Regions from separate parts of the Homo sapiens genome. Here region 1 is linked to region 2. The links are chromatin loops, found by intact Hi-C in ENCODE. Cell type or tissue: MCF 10A. All regions are shown on one strand. Links, peaks and the distances in the headings refer to the core of each region. The heading gives the core; the rest is flanking DNA.

Region 1 (7,374 bases), core at 1,609-6,608, 68 kb before region 2:
TGTGTGGTTGCTAGAAAGCTCTACCTTGGGATCGGGCTTGGATCCCCGACATCGAAAAGTGTCACAGTCTTAAACTATAGGGTGATTATTAGGTCACAGTAACTGGTGGAAGAGGAAAGATGAGTTGAAGAAAGAAAACTGCATGTCTTCTACAACTGTTTATAATATTGAACGGTCTAGCTTTTGATAGACATGTGAAAGGAAGTAATTATTTAACCCTAGAAATATGATAAAACCCTGGCTTTATTTATATCAAGACTAAATGCATGCATTAAAAAGTTAAGAACACATTATTTTGGTATTTAATAAGTCTATAATTTACCTGGCTCATATCTATTAAACATATTAATAATACAGATAACAAATTTTAGATTATGGTCTTTCTTGATTATGGATCTGTTTTGTAACTTTCTGATTATTGTAAGTCGGATTATTTTGCTTTCATTATCTTCATGTCCAACACCTATGAAACATAACGCATGCTGAGTAAATATTTAACATGACATTCTGTTTTTTACTCATTTGATTGTTCCTTCAAAAAATAAGGCCTATTTTCTTTTTGTATTCCATCTAAAATATATAATCATTTTTAATAGGAAGCTGTCAAAAACACTATTCAAATTACCATGATCTAGCTTGAAAAAGGCAGGAAAGAAATACGATTGAAGGCTATCTGCCTGTGCAAAGATTACAGTTTTGAGATCAAAAGCCAACTATTCATAAAAGTCATTGGATTCTTTATCAAGTTATGCCATAAATACATTTCCACAAAAGATGACTCCCTCTACTCTTACCACTAATGAACCAATTTTGTTTTCAGGAACCTGTCCTCATCATAACTCTAGGGGAGAGAAACTCATTTCCAGCTCCAGGACAAAATATCTCATCAGTTGAAATTAATAAAATTGGAAGTTAAATTTGGACCATGGGTGGGTAAAGTTTGTTAAGTTGGTAGATAAGACGGAAGAGGAGGATTTTTATTTGATGTTAGAAGGAAAGATTTCTTCTCTTTCTTTTAGAAGACAGCAACGGCCCATGGTATCTTTCAACTCTGAGGGGGAAAAACTTACGCCAAATGCTGAACACATCCTGATACCAGAAGCATTCAGATATCCCCCTATAATTCTCCTATAAATGTGGGTCCACTTGGGGAGGCAGAGAGCTTGCTAATGCAGGAGGCAAAACACCCTACAGCCTCAATGTAATAGTTTAGGGTACATCCTGGAAGAATGCTGAGTATGAGGAGGGCTTGGCAACATAGGGAGAGTTCAACAGAAGGCTCTTGAAGTACCAAATGGAAGTATAAAATATGTAGTGTGTAGATTTTGATTTATGATGTGGAATATGATATTTCATTTAGAAAATTCTGATATACACTCACTGTAACTTCTCCAAACTCTGTCAGATTTGCTGCCCATATTGAGGAATGTTAAGTGAGATTAAATGAACCACTACTTCATTTTAATTCTGAGGAACATTTGCTTTTGTCATTATTTACTATTGTTTATTGATTTAACAATATTTCCACAGACCAAAGTATTTTATTACATATATAGCTGAGCATGTAATTCATAATTGTATAATATAGAAAATAAACTTCTTGGTATTGGCCTCAGCATTTAATAATGAAAAACTAGTGACAAACATCTTTAGAAAAAAATAATAAAATAGTCCTTCAGTATTAAAATTTCCTAGTAAAAAGCATTAGATCAAAGTTAAGAATATGACATGTTAATGCATAGATGACTTAGGCATAAATAAAATGAATCAAATCCCAGCTCTTATAGTAAATCAAAATAGGTGAAATCTGCAGGTTCACAGTTTGTCATAGGTCAATTGCAAAAACAATGCATCATTCATATTTTTCATCATTCTGAGGTTTTTAATGATACAACATTTAAAATAATGCATACCCAGGATATAAGCAATGTGCTGCATACTTACCAGGTGATTTTTATGCCACTTTGCTGAATGCAGGATTAATATATTTGGGCTTTTTATTGCTTGAGTAGAAAGTGCTCATTACTTATTTTATGTTTATAATATAGAAAATTAAAAAAACAATTTTTTTAATGGCATACATCACACGGTTGTAGTGGTTGACTTCCTCAAGATCGTCTTCTGTGGTTTTGGTGCAGTGGGAGGAGGCACAGTTGCAGGTCTGATAGGGGGGAAGCTGTTACTGTGGCTTATTCCCATTCCCCCATTTTCTAGTGGGAAAGGAGGGAGATGGGGTGTAGGAGGGAGGGGAGGGCCTTGGTGAGGAATCTTTCCCGGTGGGTGGACAGGTTCACTGTGTAAGTGGACCTCCCTGTTTTTTATGTTATACCGGGTATCACAGTCAGGACAATAGCCATGGTACTGTACTTTTTCATTAAACCGAACTCGTTCTCGAGGCCCTGCCTGGGGACATCTGTCTTTTTCAGGTCTATGCATCAGAAGCTGGACTGGAGCCTTGTCCAAGTTACTGTTGGGTATGCAGCAGATATCTCCATTTGGAATTTTGTTAGGTCCACCTGGTAAGCCTCCATTTCGTAGAAGGGTGCCATTGGTTTTTACAGGATTGGCAGTTGGAACCACCCTTTTGGGGTCTTCACACTTCACAGGTGTCAACCTTGGAGGAGGTGGTGGAGGGTTTGGCTTTCTCAGGACCGTGAGGATAGCAGACGGGTGTGCTGGGGGTTTAATAAGCGGTGCATTAGCCTGCACTTTGATCTTCTCTAGGCTGGAGGCTGTTGTGCCACTTGAGCTACTATTCAGCGTGTCCGTTTTGGAGCTGTCAGTCATCTCATCCTCCAGCTGTAGGTCAGAGGTCAGGGTGTCAATCTGGTCAACCACCTAGTGGAAAGGACAAGGTAATTGTTTTGAAGAATGACCCAAACAAAGTATACTAGAAACAATTTATTTTTGTCTAGGGGAAATCTGCTATGGAAGCCTTAACTGATATTGAACTGAACATTCCATTGCTGCTTGATGTTTTCAGTCAATAAATTTACAGAATAGTGACCATCACACAGAGGACCAACTGTATGATAATATAATTTAACATGCTTAGAACATAACATATGATTTATATATACATTCTATTTCTGACTCTGATATACCCACCCATAAAATATGAAACCTGATGCAGGAATATAACTGATTTTTAAAAATAATCAGAGGGCATTTCCCTTCTGCTTAACATGCAGAAAGCTGTAGGAGAACATTGCTTCCAATCTTGAAATTAAAAAAAAAGATAATCTGCAAAATCATAATTTTCTTGAGACCAACAGAGACTTGACCTCACAAGGCAACCAAATGAACTCAACTGTTGAGAGTTTCAAGCCCTCTGAGGATATACAGAAAACATCAACTGTTCAACCTTTAGAAAATCACAGGAAAAAAAGGCAGCAACCATCAGAGTGAATGAAGAAAGCAACTAAAACTTTGATGACTAATTAAAGGTTGAATATGTGCTATTATGACAATTTAGAATCCTTGGGAGTCTCAGACACAGTATCATCTGTACTCACTCATGGCCTCCTTTACACAGACCTCTCATGCTGAGAGGAGGAAAGAGATGGAAGAGAGCCCCTGGTGGGCACACAGGCACAAAACCCCATTTACTTCTCAGACTGTTCTCCCTTATAAAGCAGAACCTTTACTGGTGCAGTAGCAAGAAACCCTCCAACCTGTAAGACACAGGCAAAGATATTTTGCTTCTGAGAGAGGGTAGAAGCAAAAGCTGTCTCGCCTTGGAGAAAGGGAAAGAAAATTATCTGGGCCCAGGACCCTAAACTAATACAAAGCAGATGTTTACTATCACTGGGTGAATGACAGGAAGTCACACCAGTCAAGGGCTACTACAGGTACCAGGCAGAGGAGCCAGGGACTCAGATAAGGCTGGCAGAGGCATCAGAGCATAAGACAGGTGGGAACCCACGTTAAGGAGAGAGGTTGTGAAGATAGGAACATTGAATGGAAGTATCTTAGACAATGCAGTTCTAAGGAGACTTTGGCAAGGATACTGGGGAGTCTGACATCTCCCATAACAGGGCAACCTTACTGTCTCTGCCCTGTTCAGTCATTGGCTGGGAGCAGCAGTGTGGTCACTGCTCAAATGCTGACTTTCAGAGTACAGCATCAGGGTCCTCAGTCATTTACACTCTGCATTCAGAGGTCTTGGAGGCCATTCTCATAGCCACCATACCTGCACTGTTATACACATATGAGAATGGAAAAGTTATGGATTGTTTTAAAAATAGTTTATGTAAGGAGACAGTTCCTTCATTTCACACATTTCCATCACATTTATTCCATATGGAGATTTTTCCCTCCTCTCTTACTTAGGTCTAAGTTTAATCAACTGTGAAGTTGGCTCTTTGTCACATGGTGGCAGGATTGGGCTCAAAATGAAAACACCAAAAGCATCTAGACGTTGGACAGGATATAGACTTTACTTCCTCCTCATGAGGCTCTTAAGTGATTGATTCCACCAGGCAGGTAAAGGCCACCAGGGCTCAGTCTTTGGATGTCTCGAAGGCCTGCAAACTCAGCAGTTTCAAAACATTCAACAAATATAGTAAATTCAACAAATTTCTTCTAGTATTTTCTATTTTAGCAAATGACAGCACAAACCTCACATCTGAATAATCAGAAATCCAGAAACTCTATTTGATATCACCCTTTCACTCACCTTCTGGTCAGGAGAACAAGTCCTTCTATTTTAGCTCCTAAATAACGAATCTTAAATCCATTCACTTTCCTCCATTTTCACTTCTGTCATCCTACTCTGAGCCTCTATGATTTACTGTATGGACTATCCAAAGCCACTTTGCTTTTTTTCATTTCAGTAGTCTCAATGACTTTTTTGGTTTTTTTTTTTTTTGAAGCAGAAGTGTGCTTTTGTTAACTCCCTGTTTAAATCCTTTCTATGTCTGCTCATTTCTCCTGTGATAAAGATCAATTCTGAAAACAGACTTCAGGATTCTGCATAGTCTCACTCAATGGAATACTGGTGTTTATCAGCTGGCTCTTGGCAGTGTAAGGAAGTCTTCATTTGAAAGGTTTTGTGTAAAATTCCACTGTGGTTGATTTCAGGTTAGTCATGTGACATTACTGAACCTGAGGTTGGGAATAAATGTACAGTAGCATACAATTAAAAAGTGTACTATACATAAATAAACTCAGGAGCACAAATAATAGTGAACTGCAGTAAAATAATTAAAAATAACAGGGAACAATTAGAAAACCTTTGTTTTTAATGTAATTAGTTTGTTTATACAGTTTCACTTTTTTTTTTTTTTTTGAGACGGAGTGTCACACTGTCGCCCAGGCTGGAGTGCAGTGATGCGATCTCAGCTCACCGCAACCTCCATCTCCCAGGTTCAAGCAATTCTCCCACCTCAGCCTCCCAAGTAGCTGGGATTACAGGCAGCCACCACCACACCCACCTAATTTTTTGTATTTTTACAAAATACAAAAAGAGACGGGATTTCACTATGTTGGCCAGGCTGGTCTCAAACGCCTGACCTCATGATCCACTCGCTTCAGCCCAGTTTCACTTTTAGTAACTGTTGTGTTTAACAACCAACCAGCTCACAAAATTTTTAAAAAATATGATTGATTTTTAGCTAGTATGAGTCAGTTCTAGTCATTGTCTCATGCTCCTAAATAACTCTCAGTCCTCAACTCTGTATTTCTGTTCCCAATCTCTCTGGTATTCTTTAGGCCCTCAAAATTGCTTGTCTGCTTCCTGCCACAGAATGTTTGCACAAACCATTATTTCTTCTTGAAATGCTCTTCCTTCTTCTCTTAGTCAGGTTAACTCTGACACATCCTTAAAATTTTTCCTATTGCATTCTAAAGGCCTAACATAACAACCGGTACTAATTAGGGGCTCAGCAAATATTTGTTAAGTAAATGCTCCGAGGGTTATTTCTTCAGTTTAAGTGTGAGCAAAAGCATTTTCTCTCCAATTTGATTCTTGGAAGTGGTTGTTACTTCAAAACTTATTCAGTTATTCTAGAAGAAAATGGGAAGGAAAGAATTTATCCATAAATGACCACTGAGTTGGTTGCATATTCTCAAGCTCTGTCTAGAAACTAAAGTGAAAGGCTATCTAAAGAATGTGAGAGGTAGAGAGACAGTCTTGGCTCATGGGTCCTTGTCCTATTTCACCTGGAGGTTATCTACCCCACACATTTTATCATAGTAAATTCTGCAGCAAATGAGAGAAAACAGGTCTTTTAGGAGGGCAGTGAAGCTGATTTTCAGAGATGAATAAATGCCACCTCAGTTCCTGCTGGTTTTATGCTTCCTACCTGGTTTCAGTCTCTACGTTATTTCCTGAGTGCCTATAAAATTCCAAGAGAATAAAAAACAAACAAAACACTGCTTTCATGGAGCAGACAATCCATGAAAGGGCCTCACTTTGACTAGATCTTCAAACAAGTAATTTTAAAAGTGCAACTAGCTCAAGCGCTCTGAAGAATATAAGATGTTATAAGAGAAGAGGAAGACCCCATCAGAAAGGTTAGTGAAGCATTCTGTAAGGATGAGTTGGAGCTTACTGGCAGAAGAGTGGTTCAAGCAGTCTGCTCAGAAAAGAGCCTGATAAAGGTCCTCTGACAGAAGAGATCACCTGAGTGTGAGTGATTTAAAGACTGTTTTGGCTCAAGGGCACTGTGAGAGATGAGGTTGGATAGTTAGGTAGCAGCTATCCTGTGAGAGCCTTTGAGATGATATGATAAAGTACCACATATTTTTCTTTTAAAGAGTTGCAGAAGTGAGAGATGTAGTATTCAAACAGACAATGAATTAGTACTTTCAGAACTGAAGTGTCCTCTAAAGTACACAGTTTCAAACAAGAAAATATAAACAAACTCTCACTCAGACATACCATAGTGAAACCAGAAAACACTGAAAAGCAATGATAAAAGTTTTACAACCACAAAAAAGGGAACACCAAGTATTTATAGAGTAACAAAAATTAAGCTGACAGATCTTCCCACAAGTAACAGTGGTCCCAAGAAAATTTAGGAATAGGTTCATACTGAAAAATAATTGGGAATGTTAATATAGTTTAACTGATATAGAAGTGAGAGAAATAGACATTTTTAGACAACAAAGACTGAGAGAGTATTGCTCTTATAGCTCAGTATTGAAAGTATTGATAAATGAAAATTCAGTGAAAGGTAAATAATCAGAAGGAAGAACTGGAATGCAAGAAGCATAGATAAACAAAGGCATTGGTAAACAAGTAAGTCAAGTTATGCATTGATTACAAAACATAATATATTAATGACTAATTTGGGACAGGGTAAGAAAAATGTGAAGCTAAATACTAGGAAAAAGAACATGTCTGTAGGACAATCAGAATTAAACTATTTA
Region 2 (7,127 bases), core at 1-5,000:
CTTGAATTTTCTGGTCCTTTAGGTCAGGTGAACGTCTTATGAATTCCATTGAATAAGGTCTCAGGAATTCAAGTTGAATAAGTGACTTGGCAAACTGCTAATTGGGAAGTTAATATCAGAGTTGTATAGCTTCGAGGTGAATTCACATAATTGATTAAAAAAAAAAGGAAAGGAAACAAAAAAAATAAGAATCCCAAGTATTTATCCATTGGTCTCTCTTAGCAATAACAGACACAGGCAGACTTTTAAATTTACTTTTTCCTCTTTATCCTGAGATAATCAACAATTTATTTTCTTTTCAGTATACCTTTTTTGTCCATTTTATGTGATTTGCTATAACTTCTTTTTTACTTACCTCTGAAGTAGAATTTGATTGAGAAGATAAATATAGCTAAATTCCAAATACCATTCCCTCTTGTTTTACAACAATTAGAACACATTAAAATGAAGACTTGATTCATGACACAGCACCTAACAAACTGTTAAAAAACAGTATAATTACTATAATCTCAAAACTAAAAATAGTTTACTTATTACATTCTTAAAATCACTATATGCTAATATAGAAATTTTATTTAATGGCACTCAACAACAAAATCAACACTACTCATGAGAATTCATTCAAATAGAGTGTTGTCAAATGCATGACAAAAGAATGCAACTGATTAAAGAAAAACAGTAATTGTAAACATGTTAATATATCTCTAATATTTGACATTATCCAGACATCTTTTATATTTGATTTTAGATATAACAGATTTATTCTTAAAATCCAATAGTTGACTAATCATGGCATCTTTCAGGTTTTATCTACAAGTGGAAAAATTTGGTATCCATATTTAACACAAAAAATAACTAGAGTCTTACATAGATTAAGGTGTTGAAATGATTGTCCCAGAAGCACCAGAGCATAATGAGCAATAAACCCACGTTCTTTTATATGCAGAAAAATACTGAGACCAAAGAAACCTGTACTGACAGCCTTTGATGATGGGAAAATGGAAAATTGCAATAAAAAAAATTATTGACCTTGACTATGCATGTTTTCACTTTGTTAGGAATTCACAGCTGTTAAAGGTAATGATCGTTCTTATGGTCACATATGGCATAACCAAGATTATGTTATGAATATGCTTCTGATGTCATGAATGAATTCTGTGCACCATAAACCAATCTTTAAAAAAAGACTATTGTCTTAATATGTGAATTTAAATTATCATATCTTTTATAAAATTTTTGTTTTTTAATGACTAAAATTAATTTCCTACAATTGACATATATAAAGATAACTTATCAAAATGTAAACTGATTTTGTTAATAAAAAGTGTGAATATTCTAACATGACCTCATTAATTGTGATACCTTGGACGTTAAATCTTGCGGTTTTGAACAAACAACAAATATTTCTTAAAATATTTTTGGAGCCTTAAAAATAAAACATTGCTGAAATTTATGATATTATTATACTTATTTCCTTATGTGGAATTTAAACATAAAACACAGACTGAAGATATGACCATTTATATGATGATAAATAGTGTTGTGAGTGTTAATCATGTTATTCATGGTCATCACTTGATAACTTTAATATTCAAAGAGACCTGATTGTTAATTGCAACTCTTACATATATTTTGAATTACAAATGATATATTGGTTTGCATGTTTCTTAGAAATGTTGGTATGTGCTGTCCAAATTCCTGCAAACATCATGTTAAGGTGGGGCTGACCTTCTTGGGCATTTCCTGATGTCCTGTTGTCACTGTATGCCTGCAGCACTGTTTCCCTGTTTCATCATGTGGGGAGGTGGGAGTAGGTAATGGAGCTTCTGTTAAAAAAATTAGAAAACTTTAAAAAATAGTTCATTTACTTTAGACTTTCCAAAAAACACTGGACTGGACATGGTGCAGGAGGTTATGAATGGATGGGGAGGCATTCGTCATGAAGGAATAGGATATACTGATGGAAATTACACATGGATGGAAGAGAAGAGTGAACACAGAACATGTCTAGGAAGGAAGTGCATGTGAAAGACCACGTATTGTGAGTGAAAACATAAGAAGTATGAGTATTGATCAGTCAATCAATCAAGTCTTCAAGAACATTTACTGAGTACATATTCTTTCTGAAAACAGTATACCATAGCAAATCACTGGATGCTTTGTAGGTTACCACTGACTCATCATTCAATATTGTTTTTGTCTTGCAGCCCAATGAGTTATTAATATAGACATATTAGGACCAGCTCTAAGGACAGTCATCAGGAAGAGACAGTCAAGCATATCACAGAAACGGATATAAACACGCAACTAATGTGGTAGTATAGAGTAGCCTCTGGAAATGAAGGCTATCCTCCAATATTTAAAGGGATACCTTGCATCAGGAAACCTAAGCTTGCTGAACAAAATGTGAATGGGCTGAGCCAACCTCAGGGAAACATACTCTGGGGTCATGGGAACTAAAGACTACACTAAATCTACATGACAAAGGAGGTATTAAAGCAGAGGCTAAGTGATCTCTTGATGTTGATACTATAAGGATTCTAAGTTCCAGAGGGCAGTTGGAGCTTGGCCTGTGAGGCTGCACTCAATTCAGAAATGCAAGATTGTTGCCGCCGGAATGTGTGGCCCCTCATTCCCACCTTACACTTTGGTAACATGCTCCCAAAACACTACAGTTTCTGCATTTGAGACTTGTTCAAACGAGGTATGAATAAAAGAGTAAGAACTTAGATCATCCAGCTTGCTCAATTACTGACTCATTCTTTGTTAGCTACTTGTAGAGCACTACGCTGTGTCAGTACTAGGAATGCAGAAATGAGTGAAAAAGTACTCTTCCTCAAGGAGCTCAAAAGAGTCAGTTTGGGGTGGGGGTTGAGAAAGGGCACGTTATTCTCAGCTTCTTGCTGCTTCTTATGTTATTGACTTTCTTCATCAACAATAACTTGAATATTTAGTAAAGAAAAGCAAAATTATACATTTGAATAAGCTCAAGGAGTTTAACTTCATCATTCATCCACACATGAATATAGTCAATAAACTCTCACTGGGAACTGAGTATGTGCTAGGAACCCTCCTGGTTACTGGGAACGTGACAATGAATAAAACGCCCAGAATTCTCACCTACATATTAATTATATACACATGGATGACAGAAAACACTTCTGTTAAATTATAACTAAATTATAACATTTGACTGCAAAATACTAATTAAAAATAATAATCTAATGAATAGAGTATGCAGGCATTATTTAATTATCATACAGTATTAATTTTATGGTTAAAACATTTAACAAGACCAACAATCAAAAACAAAAACTGTCAAATTTTCTAATCATATTTCACTTTAAATCTACAACGAATACTCCTGACATTATTAAAAAAATTAGACATTCATAAAATTATAATGCTGAAGCAGAAAAGCAAAAAATGGCAAACACTATTTTCTCTATTTTAATACTTCAGAAGGAAATTACATATCTCTGTATCCACCTCCACTCTCCCAAAAAAAAAATTTTATCAAAAAAAAAAAAAAAAAAGAAAAGAAAGAAAAAGAAATCCATAGAAAGTGGCCTAAGGGCCTATAGAAGAGAATATAGATTTTCCTCTTGAACTGTGTTCTTCATATCGAGACACTAAAGAATGGTGGTAGAAGTGTGGTTTCTATAATCAGACTCATTAGCTATGTAATCCCAGGCAAGGTACTTGGGGGCTATTTCTCTGTACTTCTGTTTCCTTATCTTTGAAAAGAGGGCTAAAAAATGTACTAGCTTCATAGGGTTAATGTGAGAGTTAACTAAGTTAATATATGGAAAGAATTTCACACTTTTAAAAGCACATAAGTGCTTACAAATGTTTGCTATTTTTTTTTCCGTTATACAGTCAACAGAATAGGGAAGTAACAATGCATGTCAGAATCTTTACTGACAGAGGTTCTCAGAGCACTTGAATGAAGAATTCTGAACCAAGAACTTGGGCTTTGTAATTAATCTTCAGTGTCAGATATTCTCCGGGCAATACAGCAGCAGAGCAAGCTGCTATAGCTGGTGCCTATATGTTCCTCCTCATGGCAAAGTGAAAGAGCCAAATTCTGCATGTACTGCCAGAATCCCCCAGCTTCATAATTGCCACTACTTTTTCCATTTTGACAGTATAGATTCTGTTCTGCTGGTTGGCTGAGATTGTCTGGCTATGCACAGTGGAAAAACTATTACCAAATCATTCCAGCCATAACTTGTGAACTTATTCAGCAATAGAACATTCCTGCCAACTACAAGCTGAACAATTCCTTCTTTTGTTCCTCTCATGTATATTAGACACAGTCTCAGACAAGGCTAATCAAACCAAAGTGGAAAAGGCTTGAAAATTATCTGGTGAATGTTTGAAGTAAATCATTAAAGTGTTTTCAATTATCCAAAGTATGATGATCCATACTACAAGGAAAATGTCTGAAATTTAGGCTTGGCATTGGCCATTGGAAAATAACAGAAAATGATTTGAATTTGTTGGAGGGGAGTGTACCAAACCTGAATTCGTGACAAATGTGCATTTACATTTTTGGCCTGTGCAGAATTAATCAACATCCCAAATCTGTTTTAAAAACTCCACCGTAAGCATTTGCTTATTCTTCCAATAAGAAGATACAAAAAAGCCCACAGTATGAGAACATAACTTGAGTAGGTTTTTGAGGAATCATGATAGGTTTTACACTCAACTTGCCACATTTCCTTGTTTCCTTTATGCTCAATGACATATATTTTTAAAACATGTCTCACGTGCAGGGTCACAGTTTGATTACAGAAGAAAAACATGTATCTGTATTAAGCCATCAGATTTATCTGGAGATCAAACAAACACCCATAAACTACAAGCTGCAAATACTTACCAATTGAATCTGTGTGTGTGAAAATGCTTTACTAAGGAAAGCTCTGTTCAAATGCTAATCATTATCCAACTGACTACATTAAAAGTTCCTTCAGAGAATTAATAACCTCTTACTCATCTTTATAACACCATCCTCTGAGAATCAAAGGAAATTTGTTTATTGCCTAAACACAACTAAAGCTCAGCTCTTAGGCTAAACAGCAGAGGGCTATTGGATTCTCAGTCCAGATTTCTTAAAGGAGCCATATATGCCTGGATATAAAAAATTGAAATGCAAGGTTCAGTCTCATTATTAGTGGCCATCATCTAAACGATGTGTTAGTGCCTTAAAGGAAAAGTATTTTAAAAGTACTAGAATATAAGTATGCTGTTGAAATTGCATAGAAGACCCAAGAAAAGCCTACAATACAAATGCTTAAAACTGGATTTAATTATATAATAGATCATATATGTAAACCAATCATATGAATTAAATAAAATACTAAAAATTTTTATTATGTTCTATTTTTTCCCAAATGGAAGCCTACATATAAGTTATTTGATAATGTCTTTGTGGGGTTCAAGACATGAATCTTAGTAATATGCTTAAGTAATTATTGAAAAATACAGAGCTTGACTTTCTATAATAATACATAATAGGATTTTAAAAAATGTAAACAGAAAAAAAATAAATTATGAAGCTTTAAATTTTATTTCCACTGAAGTTACCAAAAAAGCAATGATAAAATATGATATAAAATCTAGTATTTCTTTTTTATAAAATACCAATTCTGGTTTGAATTATGTATTCTATGAATATTCAGAAAATCAGCAGTTAAATAACAAACACAACCCTTGTTTTAAAATTCACGCTTAATTGCTAGGTTTCCTTCATTTTACTTGACATTATAGCCATGTTCCATGTGTAAACTCATGGGCAAATATTTGCATTATAAGTTTTTTCAATTTCTGCTGAACTGCCAACTGTATGCTTTGCTCATAATCTTTAAAACATATACCTCATGCTTATTTGTCTTTGCCCAATAAGTGTTTGAGTTACAGAAAATAGCACAGAGTGACTTCTTTATTAATCCATCACATTAGCAAAATAAAAATGTGAGTTTTCAGGATTAAAATATGATCATCCCATTTGAGTGCCCAGTCTCAAGGGAATACATGCATTAATACTCAAATTAAGAATTTTATGATTTGTGCAAGTAATATTATATACATATTTCACTAAATAATGCAATAAAAAGAATTACATTTATTAGCATTTTAGAATACAAACTAGTATATCTGCAAAAAGAATCAAATCAAATAATATGTATGTGTATTAGTCTGTTTTCATGCTGCCGGTAAAGACATACCTGAGACTGGAAAGAAAAAGAGGTTTAATTGGACTTATAGTTCTACATGGCTGGGGAGGCCTCAGAATCATGGAAGGACCCAAAAGACACTTCTTACATGGTGGTGGCAAGAGAAAATGAGGAAGAAGCAAAAGTAGAAGCGCCTGATAAACCCTTCAGATATCGTAATACTTATTCACCGTCACGAGAATAGCATGGGAAAGACTGGCCCCCATGATTCAATTACCTTCCCCTGTCCCTCCCACACCATGGGGGAATTCTGGGAGATACAATTCAAGTTGAGATTTGGTGGGCAGAACACAGCTAAACCATATCATTCCACCCCTGGCCCCTCCAAATCTCATGTCCTCACATTTCAAAACCAATCATGCCTTCCCAACAGTCCACCAAAGTCTTAACTCATTTCAGCATTAACCCAAAAGTCCACAGTTCCAAGTTTCACCTGAGACAAGGCAATTCTCTTCTACCTATGAGCCTGTAAAATCAAAAGCAAGCTAGAAACAATGTTTCTTCCTAGAAACAGTGGAGGTACAGGTATTGGGTAAATACAGCCATTCTAAATGGGAGAGATTGGCCAAAACAAAGGGGTTACAGGGCTGTGCAAGTTTGAAATCCAGCGGAGCAAATTTTAAAGCCCCAAAATGATCTCCTTTGACTCCAGATCTCACATCAAGGTCACGCTGATGCAAGAGGTGGGTTCCCATGGTCTTGGGCAGCTCCGCCCCCATGGCTGTGCAGGGTACAGCCTCCCTCTTGGCTGCTCTCACCAGCTGGTATGGAGTGTCTGTGGCTTTTCCAGGTGCACAGTGCAAGCTGTCGGTAGAGCTACCATTCTGGGGTCTGGAGAATGGTGGCCCTCTTCTCACAGCTCCACTAGGCATTGCCCCAGTAGGGACT

The links. Hi-C counts contacts between places; a loop is a spot of excess contacts. Peaks named below come from ENCODE experiments on the same cell type or tissue, not always from the same donor. Only the 100,000 strongest peaks of a DNase experiment are listed, where the experiment ranks them.
Region 1: it touches region 2 in a loop (4-fold over the local background); 2 of 110 quality-filtered maps call a loop at or near these places.

The regions. Positions count from the first base shown.
Region 1 is chr5:120,681,418-120,688,791 of GRCh38, reverse strand. PRR16 (proline rich 16) reads right to left here. Exons shown (of 2, transcript NM_001300783.2): 2 at 1,478-2,838. The coding sequence ends at 2,083. Among named protein-coding and RNA genes, the nearest start is that of PRR16, 220 kb to the right of the region's middle. In MCF 10A, for the core only: a CTCF peak has its summit at 4,373; no DNase peak of the experiment used is centred there.
Region 2 is chr5:120,611,794-120,618,920 of GRCh38, reverse strand. All of the region lies in intron 1 of PRR16 (proline rich 16), which reads right to left. Among named protein-coding and RNA genes, the nearest start is that of PRR16, 150 kb to the right of the region's middle. RefSeq lists an enhancer at 2,255-2,849. In MCF 10A, for the core only: no CTCF peak of the experiment used is centred there; a DNase peak (open chromatin) is centred at 2,760.